Regions from separate parts of the Homo sapiens genome. Here region 1 is linked to region 2. Evidence: chromatin contacts called from ENCODE Hi-C or POLR2A ChIA-PET data. All regions are on one chromosome and are shown on one strand. Each heading gives the region's core, a stretch centred on a gene start or an enhancer-like site at or near the end of the contact. The rest is flanking DNA. Distances are from core to core; before and after follow the strand shown.

Evidence for each region. A loop is a pair of places that touch in the nucleus more often than their neighbours do. ChIA-PET counts read pairs that join two places held with the same protein, here RNA polymerase II (POLR2A). Pooled maps may share reads with other maps.
Region 1: a map of ascending aorta shows a loop between it and region 2 (1.9-fold over the local background). The contact joins two enhancer-like sites. A Hi-C loop is called at or near these places in 3 of 168 maps with a recorded cell type or tissue (ascending aorta, left cardiac atrium and sigmoid colon) and 5 of 50 pooled maps. POLR2A ChIA-PET finds 5 or more read pairs at or near these places in 4 of 52 experiments (Caco-2, OCI-LY7, WTC11 and 1 more).

Annotation. Positions count from the first base shown.
Region 1 is chr15:62,468,452-62,474,838 of GRCh38, forward strand. The region is part of intron 1 of TLN2 (talin 2); the gene reads left to right. Among named protein-coding and RNA genes, the nearest start is that of TLN2, 81 kb to the left of the region's middle. Within about 2 kb of position 1,925, at least 13 of the 41 ENCODE cell types and tissues checked have a DNase peak (open chromatin) inside an H3K27ac peak, as active enhancers do; they include ascending aorta, where a contact is called at or near this core.
Region 2 is chr15:62,429,685-62,436,385 of GRCh38, forward strand. The region is part of intron 1 of TLN2 (talin 2); the gene reads left to right. Among named protein-coding and RNA genes, the nearest start is that of TLN2, 42 kb to the left of the region's middle. Within about 2 kb of position 3,212, at least 6 of the 41 ENCODE cell types and tissues checked have a DNase peak (open chromatin) inside an H3K27ac peak, as active enhancers do; they include ascending aorta, where a contact is called at or near this core.

The DNA of each region.
Region 1 (6,387 bases), core at 675-3,174, 37 kb after region 2:
AAAGGAGTTGTCGGCTGGGTGTGGTGGCTGATGCCTGTAATCCCAGCACTTTGGGAGGCCAAGGCAGGCGGATCACAGGGTCAGGAGATTGAGACCATCCTGGCCAACAAGGTGAAACCCTGTCTGTACTAAAAATACAAAAAATTAGCCGGGTGTGGTGGCGGGCGCCTGTAGTCCCAGCTACTTTGGAGGCTGAGGCAGGAGAATGGCGTGAACCCGGGAGGCGGAGCTTGCAGTGAGCTGAGATTGCACCACTGCACTCCAGCCTGGGCGACAGAGCTAGACTCTGTCTCAAAAAAAAAATAAAAATAAAAAAAATACAAAAATAAAAAAAAAAATACAAAGGAGTTGTCTTTTGATGTTGATGTTCATGACAATTCTTTAGAAATGAATGTCAAAGGCTTCAGACAGGGATGCTCATTTCCATGCTGTTTTCTTGAGAGAGATAAGGCCAGGGCCTGGCAGGTGAGCAGAAGAACACCTACGAATACAGCAATTGCCCAGAAAACGGCTGCTGTAACCATTTGTCAACAATTTACCCTATGTGAGATGACTTTTCTATATGATGTAATAAAGATAATTTACAATGTTTTCGTGAAGGCAGGAGTAGGTGGTAGAGGGGGTTTTTCTTTGTCTTTTCTTGGCGTGTAATTGAAACAGAGCTTGGACTAAATGAGAAACATTTGTGTTGGAAAAAAGATTCCAGAAGCTTCTTGACTAGAGTCAAAAATTGCTTCCTTGTTTTATTGTGAGCATGTAAGCAGACTTCTCATCTAAGACAAGTGTTAAGAACATTGCCATTTCTGTCTGTTCATGAGCAGATGCATTTTCTGACCTAGGGAACTGTCTACATTGTAGACCAGATAGCACACACAGTGAATCAGAAGACAAAGTGTGTGAGTTGATCTGTCTCAAAAGAAATACATGGCTTTTGTGTGGATTTATAAATTCAGTCCCTTTCACAATGCTGCTTACCCAAAAGCTGTTCTTTATAAAGAAAAGTGTGCCCGTGCATTTTGAAGTCCCAAGCTTTTTTAAATTGGCCCCAGAGGAATGCTGGAGTTTGCAGAGGAAGACTAGTTGTTCTGCCATTGGGAAATAGGGCCTGAATGGATGGAGCAATGTGACTGAATACTTTGTGTTGGTGGAGTGTGCAAAGAAAAACTCTCCTCTTGTTCAGGCTGCTTGTGTGCTTGGCTTGATTCTGGAGTTGGCACTCTTGAGAGCCACCCACAAGCACCCTTAAAGCACTAACACACAGGCAATTCCTAAGTGGATGCCTAATGAAGGAAATATTTTAATCCCTTTGCTCTTACTGGCTCTCTTCTAGCTAAAGTCTGGTAGTTTAAAAAAGCAAAAGCCAAATTAAGAATACAGAACCCACTCCTCAATATGTCACCTTCTTCAAAAGTAAAACATCCCGGTGGATTTTGCCATCTTTCCTGAGCTCAAAATGGGCATGGCTCTTGCGTGTGGGTGTGTGTTTGTGTGGGGGTGTGTGTGTGAGAGAGAGAGCGAGAGAGAGAGCGCATGCACATGTAAGTCCAGCATTCTTCGTGATTGACTCAAAACAATAGCTTTATAGGGAAACCATTGCTAAGAGCTCAGGAAAAGTAAAGGCCTGCCAATTCCAGAAGGACAAAGGGTTTCAGCAACTAACATGGGAACAAAATGATCTCATGCCCCTTTCCCACTGAGACTGCACATAAGTGGGATCCTTCCCAAATTCTGAGGGCTCACTTATAGACACAGTCAGTGTTTCCAACCTATGGGACCCATTCGGGAGGATGGCCAAACCAGGAAACAGATTCCAGAGGTAGCTCTTTGATGTTTAACCCAGACAGTCAACCGACCCGGGCTCCTCAGCCAAGGAGGGGCTGAAACTCTTCAGTGAGGAAAACGAGACCCTGGCTTATGCTCAGGCATTAGTCACTACATCCAATGGCGAGTTCCCTTAAGTCAAAGGCCTGGGCCAGGGCTGACAGTGGACCTTTGATAACAGCTCTGCATCTCTGGGGTGCTAGGCTGCCAAACTTGAATTCCTAGTGATTCACACTAGCTGGCCCTTCACAGGCCTCAGAGAGCACGGGCAGGAAGAGGCCACAGGCTCCAGGCCTCCTGATGCCCCTGCCCCCAGCAGCCCTAAGAGTGGCCTGGAGCAGGTGCTGGGCAGGTGAGAATGGTATGCAGTTCTCAAGTGGCAGGTGAGATCCGCATGCAGGAGCTCTGGGACAGCCCCCAGCCACTGCCTTTGTTACCCACCGAGCCAGTGCAGGCACTGTGCTGGGAGAGAAAGGTGGGGGCATCTTTGAAGGTCTAAAAGTTTGGTGACACTTCCCTGCAGACAATAGTAGTTGTACTTTCAGTATCCTTGGAGAGAGAACATATCAAGACAAAAAGGCTATCGAGGCAATTCATATTTCATTAGTCATAGTAGGCCTTATGTACATTTTAAACGTAGCAAAATATAATTCTGGGACATTGCTAATTTGTTCTATAGACAATACTTGACATATATATGAAGAAGCTCTTGAATATCTGACACAACATGATAAAACTCCTCTGTTTTGCTCCAAACTGGGGTTAGGGTGGGGGTAAAAACAAACACAAGGCTGGGCATGTGTGGCTTACACCTGTAATCCCAGCACTTTGGGAGGCTGAAGCAGGAGGATGGCTTGAGCCCAGAAGTTCCAGAAGAGCCTGAGCAACATGGTGAAACTCTGCCTCTACAAAAAATTAGCTGGGCATGATGGCGTGTGCCTGTAGTCCCAGCTACTCGGGGGACTGAGAGGTGGGAGGATCACTTGAGCCCAGGAGGTCGAGGTCGAGGCTGCAGTGAGCCGAGATCATGCTGCTGCACTCCAGCCTGGGCAACAGAACGTGATCCTTCCTCAAAACAAAACACAAAATTGTTGCCATACTTAGGGGCAGTGCTGTTTGTAAGAAGCTTTAGGTCATATATGAAGATAAGAGTATGTTTTTGAAATAAGCTATAACCTGCGTCACCTCCTGAGTTTGGGTGTGCTCCAGTGTGCTACCCCAGCCGCACCCTGTATGTGCCTTTCCTGCATCTTTGCATGGCCCTTACAGGGAAGTCCCCTCCACTGGCCCCTTCATACTGCTCTAGGATTTTCTGTTCCCTTGTCTCTGTCAAACAAGAGTTCCCTGAGGGCAAGAACTACCCTTTTCTGCTGACACCCCAGCCCCTTATCTGGGGCCTGGCACCCAAGAGTCATGCTATGGAGGATCTGGAGGTAACTGAGATGAAAGATAAGAGTTGGTTTGGGGAAGGGTGAGGTTGGCCCTTTCACATTCGGGTTTGAAAACTCAGGACTGTAATAAAGACACAAGACAAATTCAGTAGTCTTCCCAAAGGCTGCAGGCAGGTGCACAGCCCAGCCTCCCTCATCAGTCAGTCAGATGGCAGCAGGAGGATGGGGGGCAGAGGCAGAGGGATTCCTTCTTTCTTGCGCCTTTCTGCCCAGCTCGCAGTGGTGCATTTCCTGCCTCCTTTCTTCCTTCTCCCCTGCGCTTGACATTCTCCACTGCATTCAGAATAAAGTTCCAATATCTTACCTTGGGATAGGAGGCCCGTCAGACTTAGATGCTCACCTGATTTCCCCTGATTCAGCTCCTGTTCCCACCTTTCCCATGCACCCACCCCCATGAGTCAGTCCCAAGGACTGATGTCTGGGAATCTCCTCACCCCACCACCTCCTGCATTGTATTCACCCACTTTGGGGTCTGTGTGCAAGTCATTTTTTCCAGGACCCCTCCCCACACCACCTATCTGATAGATCTCTTTCTTCCCCCAAACCCAGATCACATGCTCCCAGCCTTCGAGATGACTCCTTATATCTTCCTCATCTTTGTCCCATGGGGAGAACCCTCATGCCAGAGGGCTCCTTCTGTGTGCCTTTCACCCACGCTAGTGTGAGTTCCTGATAGGCAGGGATGCGGCTCCCTTCGCCTCTGGACCCTAGACAGCATCTGGCACGAAGCTTAGCAAACAGTGAGGACTCAAGTAGGCACTTCTCCCGTGCTTCAGCCCTGCACTGAGTATGGGGTGTGGGCCATCCAAAACTGGGTTCAAATGTTGCTTGATGTCATGGTGTCAATTTTTGGCTATTGTAACTAAAACATAAAAATGACAGCTTTGTTTACTAGTGAGATTTACCAAAAAAAAGTTTTTTTGGATGACATACTCTTGTTCAAATGATTAGGAAAGGAGTGTGCCTTCCTTATTTGGTCAAAATAGTAGTGGTGAGTGTGGGAAGGGTTAGGAATTGAGACACACTGATCATGCCCCTATAGCCTTTACCTATTTCTCCGACCGACGGATGACTTGAGCATTCGTTGAATGAGCAGAATTCCCCTGAGGAAGGTAAACTGACTGTGAGTGAGGTGCTTGGAGGAGGAGAGGCAAGGAAGCCAGGCCTCTGTGTGCAGCTGAGGAAGGGGGTGGCCCAGGGTTCCTCCTAAGTCTGTGGCCATGTCTGGTTCTTTGCTCCTTTCTTAGCTGTCAAAGGTGCCTTAATGAGACTGTTCCTGGTCACAGAATGTGCCACAGGAAATAGGCCTGCAGGGTGTGTAAGAGGAAAGACCAGTGGGTTTGCAGAAACCTGACACTGGCTTTTCCCAGACTGGGAGGCAGCCTCAGAGGTCAGCGTGGCATTAGCCCAGAGCACAGGACTGTCCCAGGGCGTAGACTTTTAAAAATGAAAGTGTATTTATAGATGGTGGCCCTGGGGACAGAACTTTCAACTGTTCCTTGTCAGGCCCCACCCCTTCACAGCACTGGGCTCACTTCAGTTTTATTGGTGTGTCTTAAAATGGGATTGGGAATAACACTGAGAATAATGCTTGGAGGTCCCTGTCACTAACACAAAACTGTCTTTTTTTTTTTTTAAGTGCTCGATTTCCATATACATACAGAAGAGTATGCAAAATGTAGGTGTAATTTAAAGAGTAACATGAACATCTGCGGAGCCAACAACCAGGTTACAAATACCTTAGAAGTCCTTCCCATCTCAACTTTTAACTGATCTTTGCTTTTCGTAGTTGCACTACCTATGTATGTGTTCCTAAACAATGTATGCTTTTGCTTATTATTCTTATTTTGAAAAATTGAGTACGGAGCACAAACCTGTGTTTGTAAGGGAAGGTTCCTACTGAAAACTATTAAGTGAAGAATCCTAGCAGAAGCAGAGGGCTTCAATAGTTGTGTGAGCTCAAAGGTCATACTTCTCTTTCATCAGTGCTACAAGAAGCCGGTTTCCTCACTGGATCCTGCTCTTCCTGTGCATCCCTTTGTAATTAGGGTTGCCATTCACAACTGCATTTACAAAGGAGTTGTACAGGGCCGGGCATGGTGGCTCACGCCTGTAATCCCAGCACTTTGGGAGGCCGAGGCAGGTGGATCACCTGAGGTCAGGAGTTCGAGACCAGCCTGGCCAAAGTGGTGAAAGCCTGTTTTTACTAAAAATACAAAAATTAGCCAGGTGTGGTGGCATGCATCTGTAACCCCAGCTACTTGGGAGGCTGAGGCAGAAAAATCGCTTGAACCCCGGAGGCGGAAGTTGCAGTGAGCCCAGACATGTGCCTTTGAGCTCCAACCTGGGTAACGAGCGAAAGTCTGTACTAAAAACAAAACAAAACAGAACAAACAAAGGAATTGTACAGCATTCAGAGAGACTTATAAAAGAGGATTCCTTTTAACATGTTAATTTAGCAGGGGTCCTAAACCTGAGGTTCAGAAAAGAAATTTCAGAGGGCTCATGAATCCTTGAAACTGAAGGCATAATTGTCTCTATGTTCTCCTTTTTGAGTGAAAGCATCTATCATTCTCAGAGGAATTTGTCATCCCTTCTCCACCCCTTTTTCACTCAGTAAGAATAAGGGATAATATGGGCCAGTCTTGGTGGCACATGCCTATAATCCCAGTGCTTTGGGAGGCTGAGGTGAGAGGATTGCTTGAGCCTGGGGGTTTGAGACCAACATAGTCAGACCCTGTCTCTACAAAAAATAAAATAATAAAATAATTAGCCAGGTGTGGCAGTGCATGCCTGTAGTCCTAGCTACTCGGGAGGCTGAGATGGGAGGATCACTTGAGCCAGGAGTTTGAGGCCGCAGTGAGCTATGATTGCACCATTGTCCTCCAGCCAGGACGGGAGAGTGAGACCCTGTCTCAAAAAAGAATAAGGAATAATGTGGAGGTTATGGTAGTGTTTTGTTTTTTAAATGGACCCTGAGGCTGTTGACGATTCCTTGAAATATGTTTGGTTTGCTTGTGTCTGAGTCGTCATTGGCTTCTCACGTTTGAGAGTGAAAGGAAAATGAGCTGTAGGTTAGACTCCGGGCTGTCCCAGGTGGAATCCTTGACGATGC
Region 2 (6,701 bases), core at 1,962-4,461:
CAAGGTGCCTGGGGTGGTTTGGTCATTTTTATTGTGAATTGCTAAAACATCAGGCACACCAATATCAGAAATACCAGAAACTTTCTAGAAGCAAACATAACTTAATGCTGAAGTGTTTGCATCTCTGTGTAGTTTCCTTGGCAAAGATTATTCAGGCCCATAATAATGTAATTGAGATAATATGTTTTCCTGAGAACTGTCGTGTCCTTTCAGCCTGTACGTGACTTATCCAAGATCACTGGTTAAGGTTTTTACATAACCGATATAAATGCGGAGACTTCCTGAGAGACCTGGCCCGAACTGATAAGAAAAAAGGTTTTGATTTTATGATGATTCCAATTTAGTGATATTCCTAAACTAGTTTATTCTAGTTCTCCTTTGAGTCCCCTGGAATGTATATATAAGTGTACAGATTTTAAAAAGGAAAAAATTAGGTCTTTGTGGCTGTGTTTACATATTCTGAACACTTATTGGACTTCTGTTGTAAGCTAGCATTTATTGGTGTTTCAGAGGTGGAAAATTCCATTACAGTTCAATTGACTTTGGAGAACATACCAGTGTCTAGAAAGTTAAACAACTGTTTTGTGTCTTAAGTGGAAAGCAAATTTGTATGACTTTGGAAATAGTGTATCTGTCTTATTGGGCCAATCATGGTTAAATTGAAGACATGGAAACTATCAAAAACAATTACAACTGTTATTTTCTGTCCAAACTCTTCCCGGTTAGAGGAATCTTGGCCTCAATTAGAACTTTAGCTTCTGTTTTGTTCGCTAGATGTTTTTACTCTCAATTACCCTTAATCTGGATTATTTGCGAGGTAGCAATTTTTGTTAGGAGGAGGTAGCACTTGTTTGAGTTAATGATTTGCACCACATTTTTGGGGATGGTGACTTTAATACTTTAATTCTGCAGGAGTTCAGATGTATAGTGGACAGATCTCATCTCTGTTTGAGACTTAGTCAAACGAACCAATAAATATTTATTGAGCATTTACTGGTACCCTGCATTGTGCTCAAACCCCATGTCGATCATGAGTAAAGTATAAGTCATGGCCCGGTATGTCAGATTGAACAGTAAGATGGTTAGAGGGAACAATCCACAAGGTAATGTAGAAGTGTGAGTAATTCAGGATAAATTGTTTGGGACAGTTACTGAGTGATACTCACTTTAGCCATTGGAGAGATCAATTTGGTCTAGAAGTCTCAAAGGCTTCCTGGAGGAGGCGAGAAAGATGATAAACAGGAAAAGCCAAAAAAAAAAAATACACAAAAACACCCAGCTCCTTCCAGGATGATAGTAATAATTTGGATGATCAAGCACAAGGGAGGATCTGAGAGACTGATACCTTGCTCTGGATTCTTGTTAGAAATAATGACCTTGAGCTGACTTTTGAGCTCCAGGCCCACTGAGTGAGGCTTGAGGGGAAACGACTTTTAACAGGTAAACATCTCTCTGAAGGGCTCCCAGGGTTTAAGCAGAGGACTCTGCCTACCATAGTGTCCCCAGTCCTTGGTCACAAGCCTGCTGGAGCATGTGAAACTGTGTAGAGCTTTTCCCTTTGGAGAAGGGAAATATACTTACATATGTGCATATACATTAAAGTGAACATTAAAAAAAGACCTAGTTCAATAACATTTTTGAATCTGAGATGAGAGCAGCACAGCAGTAGGGATAAACAACTAATTAAGGCCGAATGTTCTCTACATATTTGTGGAATATAATTTGACTGTGCACTGATGACATGTTAAACACAAAATTAGATACTTACATAATTAGGCAATTTAAACATATGTCATATCCCGAAGTCACCGGAACAGGTAACGGTAAATGTGACCATACTGCTTGTTTGGTTTCTCAGGGTTTGTGCCTGGAAGGATCACATGTAGCCTGAGACTCTGGAATTTTGAAACCAAACATTGACAAGTGGCTTGTTTGATTTGGTAGTTTAAGTTTGGATGCTGAAAGAATCTTTATAGCTCAGCAAACATGGACTTGTGCAGCTTTCTTTAGCTTTCTCCATTTGGAAAAACATTCAGAAAGAAGAAAGGGAAAATGGCATCAGTCGTTCCTCAAATATATAAATAAAATAAAGGAAATTTCTAAAAATGGAAGACCAGAAACCCATGTATATTTAATTCTATGCCTCTGTGCAGCTTGGTGTAAATATTTTGTGGATTTCATCTCTATTGGAACAAAATATCAGGGATACAAATGTAGAGTGGGTGAGCTCCAGGCCTTGGGCCCCGGGCATGGTCCCAGGCCCATCTCTTGCTCTGGGTTAATGGGACTTCTGGAACGCTCCTTGGAAAGGACGTGTTGCTCTTTTAGCTCCTGAATGCAGACAACAAATTCACTTGTGACTCAGAATCATAGCAGGCCTCGTCCTGGTGTAATAGCAGTTGGGCTGTATTCCTTCAGTGTCTCAGTGTGTGTATGTTTAATTAAATTTTTTTACTTTTTATTAGTGTATCTTTATTAGATTTTTTATCGAATTTTTTATTAGGTCCTCTGGAAAAGAAACACTCTGGGAAAGTAATCCTCTAATTGAAGACAAAATGACCATTTTAGTCTGTTTCATGATGCAAAACTAAATACCTGAGGCTGGGCAATTTTCAAAGAACAGACATTTATTTGTCTCAGAGTTCGGGAGGCTGAGAGGTCCAAAATCAAAGTGCTGGCTTCTGGTGAGGGCCTTCTTGCTGTGTCCTCACATGGTAGAAGGGCAAAAGAGCAAATCCACTCCTGCAAGTGCTTTTATAGTGGCATTAATCCACTCATGAGGTTGGAGCTCTCTTGACCTAAACACCTCTCAACACTGTTGCATTGGGGATTGTTTCTAACATATGAATTTTGGATCGTACACAGGGTACCATATTGAGATGATGTATGTGAAGGCACTTTGAAAAGAACCGGAGGCATGCTAATGTGTGTTATGTGATTTGATTTAATTTAATTTTTAAATGTTTTGAGGTTTGGGTTCTTAGAGGTGAAGAAACTGCAGGAGGTGTTTTATGGAGCTTTTACTGTGTTCTTGGCAATATACTAGGAGTTGTTTTGCTCCTTCGAGTACATGTATTTTGGCCATGACTAATTTAAGGTCCTTTGGTTTATGCCCTAGAATGCATATTTATAGAGTTTCTACGCCTCTTGTGAAACATGCTGACTCCAGAAAATCCCTCACATAACTGGCAGGGGAGAGAGAAGTGTCTGTGCCCTATTTTCCTACGAGCCAAGGAGAAGCCCTTGCCAGGCAGGCATGGGGAGTACTCATCCAGATGTGTTTGACATAGTTTCTGAAATAGACCACAGCATATGCCACTTGGTTTCTATTTTAAGATAGGTATGTTGACAGAGGCATTGGTCCCCAAATAGAGGGGCAGAGGGTGTGAGATGTGTACTCCTAGGGAGAGGAACTGGGTGTCTTTATTTGGTGATGTGAATTTCAACCTGAAATACAAATCATGGTGTTTTCTGGGAAGAAGACTGCAGCCCTGACAGGGCTCCAGCCTGGGCGTTTCATTCAGAGGCTCTCACCTATACCTGTTGCTGGCCACAGGGACCCAGGGGACAATCTGACACAGAAGCCTGAGGGTTTTTGCCTTGTAACTTCTTGTTGTATCTGAATTAAGTCAACTCTAAGGCTGTGGTATCCCTCTGGACTAATCGATTCCTGGTCCAGGAGGCCTGATTCCAAAGTTCTGAAACTCCATAGGGCCTGCTGAGAACCAGAGGACAAATCCCTGTACCACCTGACTGTCACCGAGGCAGACCGCTGGGGCATACCACCTCTGTTTCTAGTCTTGGTGTTAGCCAATCTCAGGGGTGTGAATTCTCTATTTAGTCCTCTTGACTATGGACTGTGATTGTGTTACCTGCTTGCTTCGGGTCTGCTCACAGACTGAGTTGTGTTTTCTGCTTTTGAGTCAAGGTTGTCACTCACTGGTTTTTTTCCCCCAGATGGCCTTTGTACATAAGGGCCCCTGTTCTGGTGTAAGGGATACTAATCTTATCATACCTGCCTCAGTTATTTGAAGCTTGAATGAATCGAGTCTCCTGTCCAGATTCACTTCCCTTCTTGTGGATCACTTGAGATCAGGAGTTCAAGACCAGCCTGGCCAACGTGGTGAAACCCTGCCTCTACTAAAAATACAAAAATTAGCCAGGAGTGATGGCAGGTACCTGTAATCCCAGCTACTCAGGAGGCTGAGGCAGGAGAATCACTTGAACCCAGGAGGCAGAGGTTGCAGTGAGCCGAGATCACGCCACTGCACTCCAGCCTGGGTGACAGAGCAAGATTCTGTCCCCCCGCCCCCGCCCAAAAAAAAGATTGTCTCCCTAATTTAGGCTCATCTGTCCTCCTTTCTTTTTAATACAATTTTAATTTTCAAAAAGTTAAATTTCACATGTAAAAATTTTAAAAAGTAGAAAGAGGCATGCAGTGAAAAGTAACTTTGCTCCAATCCATCCACTAAAAACTAAGGTCCCTTCCTAAAGGCAACCACTGTTAGTGGTATTTGTATATTATCCTGGAAGTGGTCTATGTATATGTGTCTTTATGTTCTGACTCCCTTCCCCTCTGAATATATAGTATATAAGGTGTGTGTACTTAAGCATCTTACTTAAAAAAAGTTAACATTGTAAGTTATATCCTATTAGATTATATAGAATAGCCTCATTCTTTTTTAACAGCAGTTTTATATTCCATTATAGTATATTCCATTTCGTCTTTTAACTGGCTCCCTATTGACATTTGGGTCTTTTTTTTATCTTTTGCTGATGTGTGTGCACTCTTGTGCATGCGCGCGCTCTTTCCCTTGCTTGCAAGTGTGAGTACAGCTGTGGGATAAAGTCCTAAAACAGTTAAGTCAGAAAGTATGTTCATCTTTAATTTAATATTGCTAAATTGTCCTCCAAAGAAGTTGTATCATTTTTAATCATTTAACCAACAATGTATGAGAGTGCCTGTTCCCAGGAGTCCTCGCCAACACAGTGTATTGTCAGACTGCCTATATTTGCCAGTCCGCTAGGTAAAAATGGAATCTCATATCACTTATGATGTGTGATGTGAGGTTGAGCATTTTCTTTTTCCTTCAACTTTTAAGTTCAGGGGAACATGTGCAGGATATGCAGGTTTGTTACATAGGTAAATGTGTGCCATGGTGGTTTGCTGCACAGATCAACCCATCACCTAGGTATTAAGCCCAGCATCCATTAGCTATTCTTTCTGATGCTCTCCTTTCCACCCCCAGACCCCAAAGTGTGTTGTTTCCCGCTATGTGTCCATGTGTTCCCATCATTCAGCTCCCACTTATCAGTGAGAACATGCAGTGTTTGGTTTTTCTGTTTCTGCCTTAGTTTGCTGAGGATGATGACTTCCAGCTCCATCCATGTCCCTGCAAAGGACCAAGATCTTGTTCTTTTTTATGGCTGCATAGTATTCCATGGTGTATATGTTCCACATTTTCTTTATCCAGTCTATCATTGATGGGCATTTGGGTTGATTCCGTGTCTTTGCTATTGTGAATAGTGCTGCAGTGAACATACGCATGCATGTATCTTTATAGTAGAATGATTTATATTCCTTTGGGCATATACTCAATAATGGGATTGCTGGGTCAAATGGTATTTCTGCCTCCAGATCTTTGCAGAATTGCCACACTATCTTCCGCGATGGTTGAACTAATTTACACTACCACCAACAGTGTAAAACCATTCATTTTTCTCCGCAGAAGTTGACTGTCTTTATATGCTTAAGTCATTTTTATTTCTTTTTCTCTTCACTTTTTGTGTCTGCTGTCTATTTGTCTATTGTGTTGTTGTCTTTTTCTTATTGATTTGTATTTGATTTTTAAAATTATTTTTATTTATTTTTTTGAAATGGAGTTTTGCTCTTGTCACCCAGGCTGGAGTGCGATGGCGCGATCTTGGCTCACTGCAACTTCTGCCTCCCGGGTTCGAGCAACTCTCTTGCCTTAGCCTCCCAAGTAGCTGGGATTACAGGCGCCTACCACCTTGCCTGGCTAATTTTTGTATTTTTAGTAGAGATGGGGTTTTGCCATGTTGGCCTGGGTGGTCTTGAACTCCTGACCTCAGGTGATCCACCCTCCTTGGCCTCCCAAAATGCTAGGATTACAGGCGTGAGCCACCATGCCAGGCCTTGCTGTTTATGTATTATGGAAATTAGCATCTGTCACATGCTGTGAATACTTTCCCTCATTTTGTCTTTGTCACTAGCTTTTTCACTGCACAAAATTTGTTTTATGTAGTCAAATTTATTAATCTTTATGAATTTTGGATTTTGTATCATGCTCCATGATATCACTGTTGCCTGCCTTCTCCACTCTATCAGGATGTTTCTTGTGCCTACTTGTTTCAAACTTACGTCACAAACACATTTCTCCGTACTTCCCATTGCTTTCTGCATCACAGATGTCCTGCTAACCTCCTGTTTGACCTGCAGTTCTAATTCAGTTGTCTGCCTCATCATTTATTCAGTCATCCATTGATCTATTAGTTCATTGATTCCACGTTCCCTCTGAGTTCCAGGCACTGTGCTGTGTGTTAAGGATACAGTGGTGCGTATCTGTCCTATGCTCAGGAGCTCATGGAAAGCATAGCCAGGCTTCCACTTAGGTGGAATTCAAACTAACAGTCCTTGGCAACTGCAGGGAGTGCTGTGCGGGAGGACCTGGTGTTCTACC